2 separate regions of the Homo sapiens genome follow, and region 2 is linked to region 1. A link is a loop called in an ENCODE intact Hi-C map of the cell type or tissue named here. Cell type or tissue: prostate gland. All regions are shown on one strand.

Evidence for each region. Hi-C counts contacts between places; a loop is a spot of excess contacts. Peaks named below come from ENCODE experiments on the same cell type or tissue, not always from the same donor. Only the 100,000 strongest peaks of a DNase experiment are listed, where the experiment ranks them.
Region 2: a loop joins it to region 1, with 4 times the contacts of the local background. A loop is called at or near these places in 37 of 110 quality-filtered maps.

Annotation. Positions count from the first base shown.
Region 1 is chr1:77,157,399-77,162,398 of GRCh38, forward strand. PIGK (phosphatidylinositol glycan anchor biosynthesis class K) reads right to left here. Exons shown (of 11, transcript NM_005482.3): 7 at 4,196-4,313; 8 at 3,897-4,007. Among named protein-coding and RNA genes, the nearest start is that of PIGK, 60 kb to the right of the region's middle. In prostate gland, no CTCF peak of the experiment used is centred here; a DNase peak (open chromatin) is centred at 3,123.
Region 2 is chr1:77,672,520-77,677,519 of GRCh38, forward strand. All of the region lies in intron 1 of ZZZ3 (zinc finger ZZ-type containing 3), which reads right to left. Among named protein-coding and RNA genes, the nearest start is that of ZZZ3, 7.6 kb to the right of the region's middle. In prostate gland, no CTCF peak of the experiment used is centred here; no DNase peak of the experiment used is centred here.

The sequences.
Region 1 (5,000 bases):
AAAAAAATTAGTTTCCTTAATCTTTCCTGTATAATCAATAGAAGTATTTTTTAAACGATCATTAGATATTCAATGTGCAAGGTACATATATTTAAACTTTCGAGATAGCATGTCATGCCTTACATAAATTATAAAATGTACAATCCAAAAATGAGAACTTTCAAATTGAAGTAATTGGAACTTAGGTGACTATAATTTTTTTACAGTTAAAGTAGCATTATCACAAGTTTTAATATTCAAATTCATATCAAGATTTAATAAACATCAACATATATAATCTTCAAAACGAAGTTAGAAAGTAGTTGATATAGTTTGGCTATGTCCCCACCCAAATCTCATCTTGAATTACAGCTCCCATAAGTCCCACATATTATGGGACAGACTTGGTAGGAGGTAACTGAATCATAGGGGCAAATCTTTCCCATGCTGTTCTCATGACTGAATAAGTCTCACAAGATCTGATGGTTTTATAGCGGACAGTTCCCCTGCACATGCTCTCTTGACTGCCACCATGTAAGATGTGCCCTTACACCTCCTTTGCCTTCCACAATGATTGTGAGGCCTCTCCAGCCATGTGGAACTATAAGCCCATTAAACCTCTTTTTTGTTATTTTTGTTTGTTTGTTTGTTTGTATTGAGACAGAGTCTCACTCTGTCACCCAGGCTGGAGTGCAGTGGCGCAATCTCAGCTCACTGCAACCTCTGCCTCCCAGGTTCAAGTGATGCTTCTGCCTCAGCCTCCCGAGTAGCTGGGATTACAGGCATGTGCCACCATGCCCAGCTAATTTTTGTATTTTTAGTAGAGATGGGGTTTCACCATGTTGGCCAGGCTGGTCTAGAACTCCTGACCTCAAGTAATCCGCCCACCTCAACCTCCCAAAGTGCTGGGATTACAGGCATGAGCCACTGAGCCCAGCCTAAATCTCTCTTTTTTTTTTTAATAAATTACCCAGTCTCAGGTATTTCTTCATAGCAGTATGAAAATGTACAAATACAGTAAATTGGTACCAGCAGAGCGGGTTACTGCTATTAAGATACCCGAAAATGTGGAAGTAACTTTGGTACTGGGTAACAGGCAGATGTTGGAACAGTATGGAGGGCTCAGAAGAAAACAGGAAGATGCGAAAAAGTCTGGAGCTTCTTAGAGACTTGTTGAATGGTTTTAACCAAAAAGTCCAGGCTGAGGTGGACTCAGATGGAGATGAGGAACTACTGGGAATTGGAGCAAAGGTGATTCTTGCTATGCTTTAGCAAAGAGACTGGCAGTATTTTGCCCCTGCCCTAGAGATCTGTGGAACTTCGAAATTGAGGGAGATGATTTAGGGTATCTGGTGGAAGAAATTTCTAAGCAGCAAAGCGTTCAAGAGGAGACTTGGGTGCTGTTAAAATCATTCAAGTTTATGTATTCATGAAGATATGGTTTGGAATTGGACCTTATATTTAAAAGGGAAGCAGAGCATAAAAGTTCAGAAAATTTGCATCCTGACAATGCAATAAAAAATAAAAACCCATTTTCTGAGGAGAAATTCAAGCCAGCTGCAGAAATTTGCTAAGTAATGAGGAGCCAAATGTTAATTGCCAAGACAATGGGGAAAATGTCTCCAGGGCATGTCAGAGACCTTCACAGCAGCCCCTCCCATCACAGGCCCTGAGGCCTGTGGATAAAATGATTTTGTGGGCTGGGCCTAGGACCCCCTGCACTGTGCAGTCTAGGGACTTGATGTCCTGTGTCCCAGCCACTCCAGCTGTGGCTAAAATGGGCCAAAGTACATCTTGGCCCATAGCTTCAGAGGGTGTAAGCTCCAAGCCTGGGCAGCTTACACATGGTGTTAAGCCTGAAGGTGCACAGAAGTCAAGAACTCAGGTTTAAGAACCTCCACCTAGATTTCAGAGGATGTATGGAAATGCCTAGATGTCCAAGCAGAAGTTTGCTGCAGGGGCAGGCCCTCATGGAGAACCTCTGCTAGGGCAGTGCAGAAGGAAAATGTGGGGTTGGAGCCCCCACACAGAGTCCCCAGTGGGGTACTGCCTAGTGGAGCTGTGAGAAGAGGGCCACCGTCCTCCAGGTCCCAGAATGGTAGATCCACTGACAGCTTCCACTGTGTACCTGGAAAAGCCACAGACTCTCAATGCCAGCCCGTAAAAGCAAACAGGATGGGGGCCGTATCCTGCAAAGCCACAAGGGCAAAGCTGCCCAAGGACATGGGAGCCCACGTCTTTCATATGTGACCTGGATGTGAGACATGGAGTCAAAGGAGATCATTTTGGAACTTTAAGGTTTAATGACTGCCCTATTGGATTTCTACATGGGGCCTGTAGTGCCTTCGTTTTGGCCAATTTCTCCCAAGTGGAACAGGTGTATTTACCCAATGCCTGTACCCCCATTGTATCTAGGAAGTAACTAACTTGCTTTTGATTTTGCAGGCTCACAGGCAGAAGGGACTTGTCTTGTCTCAGATGAGACTTTGGACTGTGGACTTTGAGTTAATGATGAAATGAGTTAAGACTTTGGAGTACTGTTGGGAAGGCACGATTGGTTTTGAAATACGAGAATAGGAGCTCTGGGAGGGGCCAGAGGCAGAATGATATAATTTGGCTGTGTCCTCACTCAAATCTCATCTTGAATTGTAGCTCCCATAATTCCCACATGTCATGGGAGGGACTTGGTGGGAGGTAATTTAATCATGTGGGGCAGTTACTCTCATGCTATTCTCATGATAGTGAGTTCTCATGAGATCTGATGGTTGTATAAAGTGTAATTCCCCTGCACACGCTCTCTTGCCTGCCACCATGTAAGATGTGCCTTTGCTCCTCCTTCACCTTCTGCCATGATTATGAAGCCTCCTCAGCCATGTGGAACTGTGAGTCCATTAATCTTCTTTTTCTTTATAAATTACCCAGGCCCAGGTATTTCTTCATAGCAGTATGAAAATGAACTAATACAGTAGTTCTATCAAATTTCACAGCCTATAGCAGTGGGCTTCAGAATCTGAGAATTTACCTAAAAGATTTATATATAATTAAAGAGATCAATGCAAAGCTGCTTGGCTGAAGTGCTAGAGGACAGAGCCCTGTCTACTCAGTCTCACCTTCATTCTAAGTCCCATGAAAGCAGGAACGGCATCTGCCTCTTTCATTAGGAACAGCCTGTGCTTGGCACTTAGCAAACACTCAAGAAACATTTATGAAAGAATAAACAGACTATAAATTAATGGAGAAAAGAATGAAAGTCATTGACACATAGTAAATTATCCAGTCTAGAATTGTTGTTTCAAGCTTTTTGTTATGCCTACTTTCAACAGCAACTTCAAAGTAGATTTAATGAAAAGAATCAGCACAAAAAAATTCAGGAAAAAAATCTAAATTAAATTCAACAAGCCTTGTCAAATGACTATACTATAAATTGTAGGGCCCACAAAAATATGTAAGAAAAGGTCTCTCTTTTCCAGGAGTTTCCCATTCAGTGAGAAAGACTTACATTCAATTAGTAAGGTCAATAAAAGACTGTGGTAAATGTTACCAAGGAGAAATAAAGGTCTATGGAGGCTCTGAAAAAAAACAAGAAATTCCCACAGGGAAGAATTCGGGGAGACTTCCTGAAGGAGACACAATCTGAGGTGGCCCCTGAAGAATATGTAGAATTTCAAAAGTTGAATCTAAAAAAAGTACATTTCTGGTAAGGAAAAGAAAATGAGTAAATAAAGGAAAACATCAGGCCTCTTGTAGAGAGACAGAGAAATACTAATATACAGGTAAAAGGTAGATATCAAATAGTTTTAAAAGCTATAATTCAACACATAAAACAAGATCCTCTAGGAGTGCAGGGAATAATACACTTCTTTTCACATTAAGGTTAGCATACCTATGTGCTATAATCAAATCAAGTGAATACTTACAAGGTCATTCATATTAGTTTGGCTAGCTGGGTTAATTTCTTCCAAAAATTCCAAGACATAAAATGTGTATCTATCCATAAGATGGACTCCAATTGCAGGATCAGGTTGATGCTATGGAAAGGGGGAAAAAAAGTATTTCTAACAGTATCATTATAACAAAATGTTTTAAATGTAACCAAAATTTCCTTCTAATGTATTAGTCTAAGAAAGAACAGATACATTCATAAAGCATTTAATTGGTTTCAGAAATAGCTGCACATTCCAAAGACACAGTTTACAAATGGGGAAAATGCACATACCGAGAGTGAATCTTCTCCCACTTGACTACTAGCTAGAGCCATTATGTTAGGAGAATAAAATCGTTCATACATGGATGCTCCTTGGCAAGTATCAATAATAAACAGTAGCTCATTGTAGCTGAAAGAAAAATGATAACATCTTTGACAAGGATCATGCTGTAAATCATACACTAATATTTCTACAATACTTTTGTAAGATGTTTAAATCATATCTTAGTCATTTCATTAGCTAAAAGTTTTCAGCAGAATTCCCAACAGAAATTTGACCTCAGAAAAGTTAAAGGTATAAATTTGTCCAAGGAAACCACAGCGAGTCTTATTGTGCCCAAGGTGGCTGCCCCAGCTCTTTTCCCTCTTCCTTGTCTATGCCATATAATTCAGAATCTAAATGAATATTCCATTCAACAAGCACTTATTTGGCACCCATGCTGTCATAGAAATTGAGCTAGGTTCAGAAAAAGAAGTATGACTTAGTAACTATACTCAAAGAGCATAAACTCTAAGTGGAACACAGACAAACATACAACTACATTGGAACGTGATGAGTACTATAAATATATATTGAGTGCCTACAATGTGCCTGATATTATGCTGGAGATGCAATAGTCCCTGCCCTCATATAGCCTAGAGTCTAACAAAATCAAAGTGTTGAATGAACACTGAGAAAGGACTAAGGAGGAACTGCAAAGAAAAGCAGATCAGAGAAAGGTGATGCCCAATACGGACAATGAGGGATGTTATTTTGTTTTACAGAGAAAAGAAGATGACATTCCAGCAGAGAGAAAAGCACATAATGTAAAAAAGT
Region 2 (5,000 bases), 520 kb after region 1:
CTATACCCAAGTAGTGCTACTCAAAGTGTGGTCTCCTGACGTACTAAATCTGAAACTCTAAGGGCAGAGCCCAGAAATCTATTATTTAAAACAAACAACTTTCAGGCGATTATGATGAATGATAAATACTGAGAACCACTGCCATATAGCTACAAATAAATCAAAATATCCTTGGTGAAATTCTCTTAACTACAGAAAGAGAAGTAGCTACCCATGTGCTTGGCTTAGGTCAAAGTGGAAAATGCTCTGACTAGTTCACTAGGTAGAACAGCATTTATTCAAATTTAGAAGTAACTCTATAACCATTACAAAAGTTAGTTCATCTCTCCCCCATTCTTCAGGAGATAATGTTCCCCTATTGCATGATGTTTCCCCAAAGTCAGACATTTAAACTCTCCAGATTAAAAAACAAGTGATTTTTTTTTAGAAAGTAGGCTAAAACTTTACAATCATTTAATTTCCACAAAAGCTCAGCAAATAAAAGATGACTGAAGTACAGGACTGCTAAGTATACACGTCACTCTTAATCATGACCAAAATACCTAATTTCAACAACTATTGGCCATTTATAATATTCTGGCCCTAACACTTACTGACTGAAATAACTAAAATTCACTTAAAAAGGAAATTAAGCATATCATCCAGGCATATCATAACCATAGGACTTATATGAAAGAAAAATTATGTGCAGGAATACAGTCATAAATCTTTCACTATGACTTTCCTTAAAATTAAGAAAGTGAAATGAGAAGAAAATACAAAAGGAGAACTCCTGAGAAGAAAGTTGCACTTTACGGCCAGGCAGGGTGGCTCACGCCTGTGATCCCTGCACTTTGGGAGGCTGAGGAGGGCAGATCACCTGAGGTCAGGGGTTCGAAACCAGCCTGGACAACGTGGAGAAACCCCGCCTCTACTAAAAATACAAAAATTAGCCAGGCATGGTGGCAGGCGGCTGTAATTCCAGCTACTCGGGAGTCTGAGGCACGAAAATTGCTTGAACTCAGGAGCTGGAGGTCGCAGTGAGCTGAGATCGCGCCACTGCACTCCATCCTGGGTGACAGAGTGAGACTGTGTCACACACACACAAATAAAAGTTGCACTTTACACTTGAAGCTAGCTTGAAAGGGGTTAATAAGCAGGTAAGTCTCTTAGCTGATTCCCAATTTTTTACCAGCCTATTTGATTTTATAATCTACACACCACAATGTTGTACTGTTCATAAATATAAAAGTTGTACTGTTCATAAATGTTAAGTATTTTGAAAGTAAAGTGGCTTAAACTTAAATTGGAATCTTTTTCTTGGTGGGGAGGCTCACAACATGCTTTGAAATAACTGAAGATACTACATGGTATCATAAAAATTAGAATGGGAATCACTGCTTGAGGAATTCAAAGAATGAAAAGCAAGCTACCAAGTCATAAAAGTCCAAAAAGCCATTAGCTGGCCAGGAATCCTGTACCATAGTTTTTAAAACAAAATTTTTAAGTAGGAAAAAAAAAAAAAAGCAGCTGAGGTACTGCATAAGCCATCAGTGACATAAATTTTAAAATCTACTATTTACCCAAATAGCAATAAAACACAAAAAAGGTCATTAAAACACAAAAAAAGGTCTACCACAGAGTTTAAAACAAAGAAGGCTTTTATTTGATGTCCCCTCCTAGGAGTTCTTGAAAACCATGAATGCCATGAGAAAAATGTCTAAGTGTTGAGATCTCAAGGTACAAATCAGGTTGAGTTATAGGATTTCTCAGGTTACTCGTATCAGAACAGGATGAAGACACAATAAAACAGCTGAATCTCACAAACATAACATTGAGCAAAAAAGGCCAAACACAAAAACAATACATACTGTATAAATCCTAGGCTCAAAAGCAAATAAAATAATTCTGTGGTACTAGACATCAAAAGAGTGATTTCTCTTGGTGAGGGGTGGCACCTAGGGACCATTAATGACCGGAATAAACACACAAGTTTCTGGAGTTCTGACAGTGTTCTTCTTAGTGACGATTACACCAGTGTGCTCACACTGTGAAAATTCACTGAGGTGTACATTTATGAGAACTTTCTGTGTGTATTATACTTTAATTGTATTTATCTTTATTTAAAAAGAAGGAAAAAGAGGAGATTTCTCCTTAGGAAAAGACACATTGGCCGGGTGCAGTGGCTCACACCTGTAATGTCAGCGCTTTCGGAGGCCGAGGTGGGCAGATCACTTGAGGTCAGGAGTTCAAAACCAGTCTCCCCAACATGGCAAAACCCCGTCTCTACTAAAAATACAAAAATGAGCTGCACATAGTGGCGTGTGCCTGTAGTCCCAGCTACTCAGGAGGCTAAGTCAGGAGAATTGCTTGAACCCAGGAGGCAGAGGTTGCAGTGAGCCGAGATCACACCACTGCACTCCAGCCTGGGCAACAGAGTAAGACTCGGTCTCAAAAAAAAAAAAAAAAAGAAACATTACTGCAAAAACACCATAAAAATCTACATATAGTGAAGACAGTTCAGGTAAGAATCATAGGTTTGGGGTGGAGAGTGGAGAGTTAATATAGAGAAGTATTACATCCCCAATAATCTATGGAAATAAAAAAATGTAAATAAAAAAAGAGAGAAGTATTACAAAGTTCTTCAAGGGCTATTAGTGGATAAATCTCACACACACCCCTTTGCCAGGAGAAATAATCTTGGTAGTTCCCTCTATAATACAGCCAAGCCACCTAAAAGCATTATTTCATTTTATTTATGAAACACATCAATCTGCTTTCCAACGGGAAAGTGTGTAACAACGGCAGGATCTATTTTCCTTTAACTTCTGACCAATTAAAAAAAAAACTTTAAAAACTAGTAAGGAGGGTAAATAGTGCCAGAATATAATTAGCAACGCTATTTCCTGGACAATTTCAGTGACATTTTGAAAAAGCAACTCATCTCTCATGTGGCAGCCGAATTCCAGTAGGAAAAAAAGGTGTTAAGTTATGTTCCAATCCCTTTAAATCTCACCATAACCCAAGACAGAAGGAAATTACATCACATCGAATTGTTCATCTTCAGTTCTCTGTAGGTGTTCTTCAAGCACAGGACACACTTTTTTTTTTTTCAAATATTTATTATTTTTTCACACTCAAAGTTACTTAAATCTGGCTTTTCTTACTAGCATTATTGTAACCAGAAAAATCTGTAAACAGAAAACATTAAAGCCATTTAATAAAATTAACAGCTTTGTAGCCATCACAATTTCAAAATGTAAACAAACATAAATACCTTTTTTCAATTATTTTGAGATCACAAATTATTTCATAACAGAAAAAAAGGCATCATAGTAAACAGTAAGCACTCTCAGTATTAAAAATGCTCTTTGACATAGATACCTTCCTAAAGCTTACCTGAATGTCTATGCTATTAAATTTCAGTAAATGTATCATATTGCTATCTCAACATTTGAAGAAGGTATTGTGATTCTGTAACCTGAGTCCTACAGCTGTTAAATGAAACTTTTTCACTAAATATCTTAGAGGTATATGATATCAAGTTGTATACTGCTGTTTAACACTTTAAGCATACATCCTAAACTGTTAATCTTAGGAGTTAATTTCTCTAATTCCCCAAAATCTGCCAAAGTAGTTTTACTCCTTACAGTCTCTAGTACTGTACTTGTTGGTTGGGGGTTTTTTGACAAGGGTCTCACTGTGTCACCCAGGCTGGAGTGTAGGGGCGCAATCTGGGCTCATTGTAGCCTCAATCTTTTGGGGTCAAGTGATCCTTCCACCTCATCCTCCACAGTAGCTGAAAGTACAGGCGCACGCCACCACACCAGGCTAATTTTGTGTATTTTTTGTAGAGACGAGGTCACACTATGTTGCCCAGACTGGTGTCCAAATCCTGGGCTGAAGCGATCCTTCCACCTCAGCTTCCCAAAGTGTTGGGATTACAGGCATGAGCCACTGTGGCCAGCATAGTACTTTTAAGTAGTTTCACATTTTATCTCTGTTCAAAAAGGGGGAAATTTTCATTTAATGCAACCAAATTATGTGGTATGGAAAAATCTTATTTCAAATTCTGGCTGACAAGAAAAGGAATTATAAAACATTGTTTTGTTAAAAAATAAACTTTATTATCCTCAACTTACAGTAATCTTAAAAATAAATAAGGAAACAAACACCACAATAAGAAAGCCAAGGCAAAAGATATTAAACATATCACAGAATCATCTAAAAACAATATGAATGTTCTTAAGGCTTGGGGTAAAAATAAACAATTTAAAATAAAAATGATTAAAATGTAAAAATGAAGCATAACAAAAAAATGAGAAAAATTAAAAAATTAAATAAAGCATTATTTAACAGAGTTGAGAAAATTACCAATTTGGAGGAAAACATTTAGATTCTCATTTCACACCAATGCCAGATGAGGTAAAAACTTAAATTTATTTAAATCTAACTTAGAAAAACTAAACAAACAGAATTAAACCAATATTGTTTATTACAGTTCTGAAAAGGGAGGAATTTCATAAAATCAGCAGAACAAAATTATATCAAGATGTTTGGGCCAGGCACCGTGGCTCACCCCTGTAATCCAGCACTTTGGGAGGCCGAGGTAAGTGGATCACCTCAGGTCAGGAGTTCCAGACCAGCCTGACTAACATGGTGAAACCCCATCTCTACAAAAATACAAAAATTAGCCGGGCGTGGTGGTGTGCATCTGTAGTCCCAGCTACTCAGGAGGCTGAGGCAGGAGAATTGCTTGAACCCGGGGGGTAGAGGCTGCAGTGAGCCGAGATGGTGCCACTGCACTCCAGCCTGTGCAATAGAGCAAGATTCTGTCTCAAAACAAACAAACAAAAAGATGTTTGACTGCAATAATGTTAAAATCTATTTATCTTCAAAGTTCACAAGATAAATACATCTATAAACATGCTTCACCTCAGTAATTAAATAAATAAAGCACAATATGTCATACACCCCCATTAAACCTTTATAAAAAATGTTAAATGTTGATGAGTATAGGG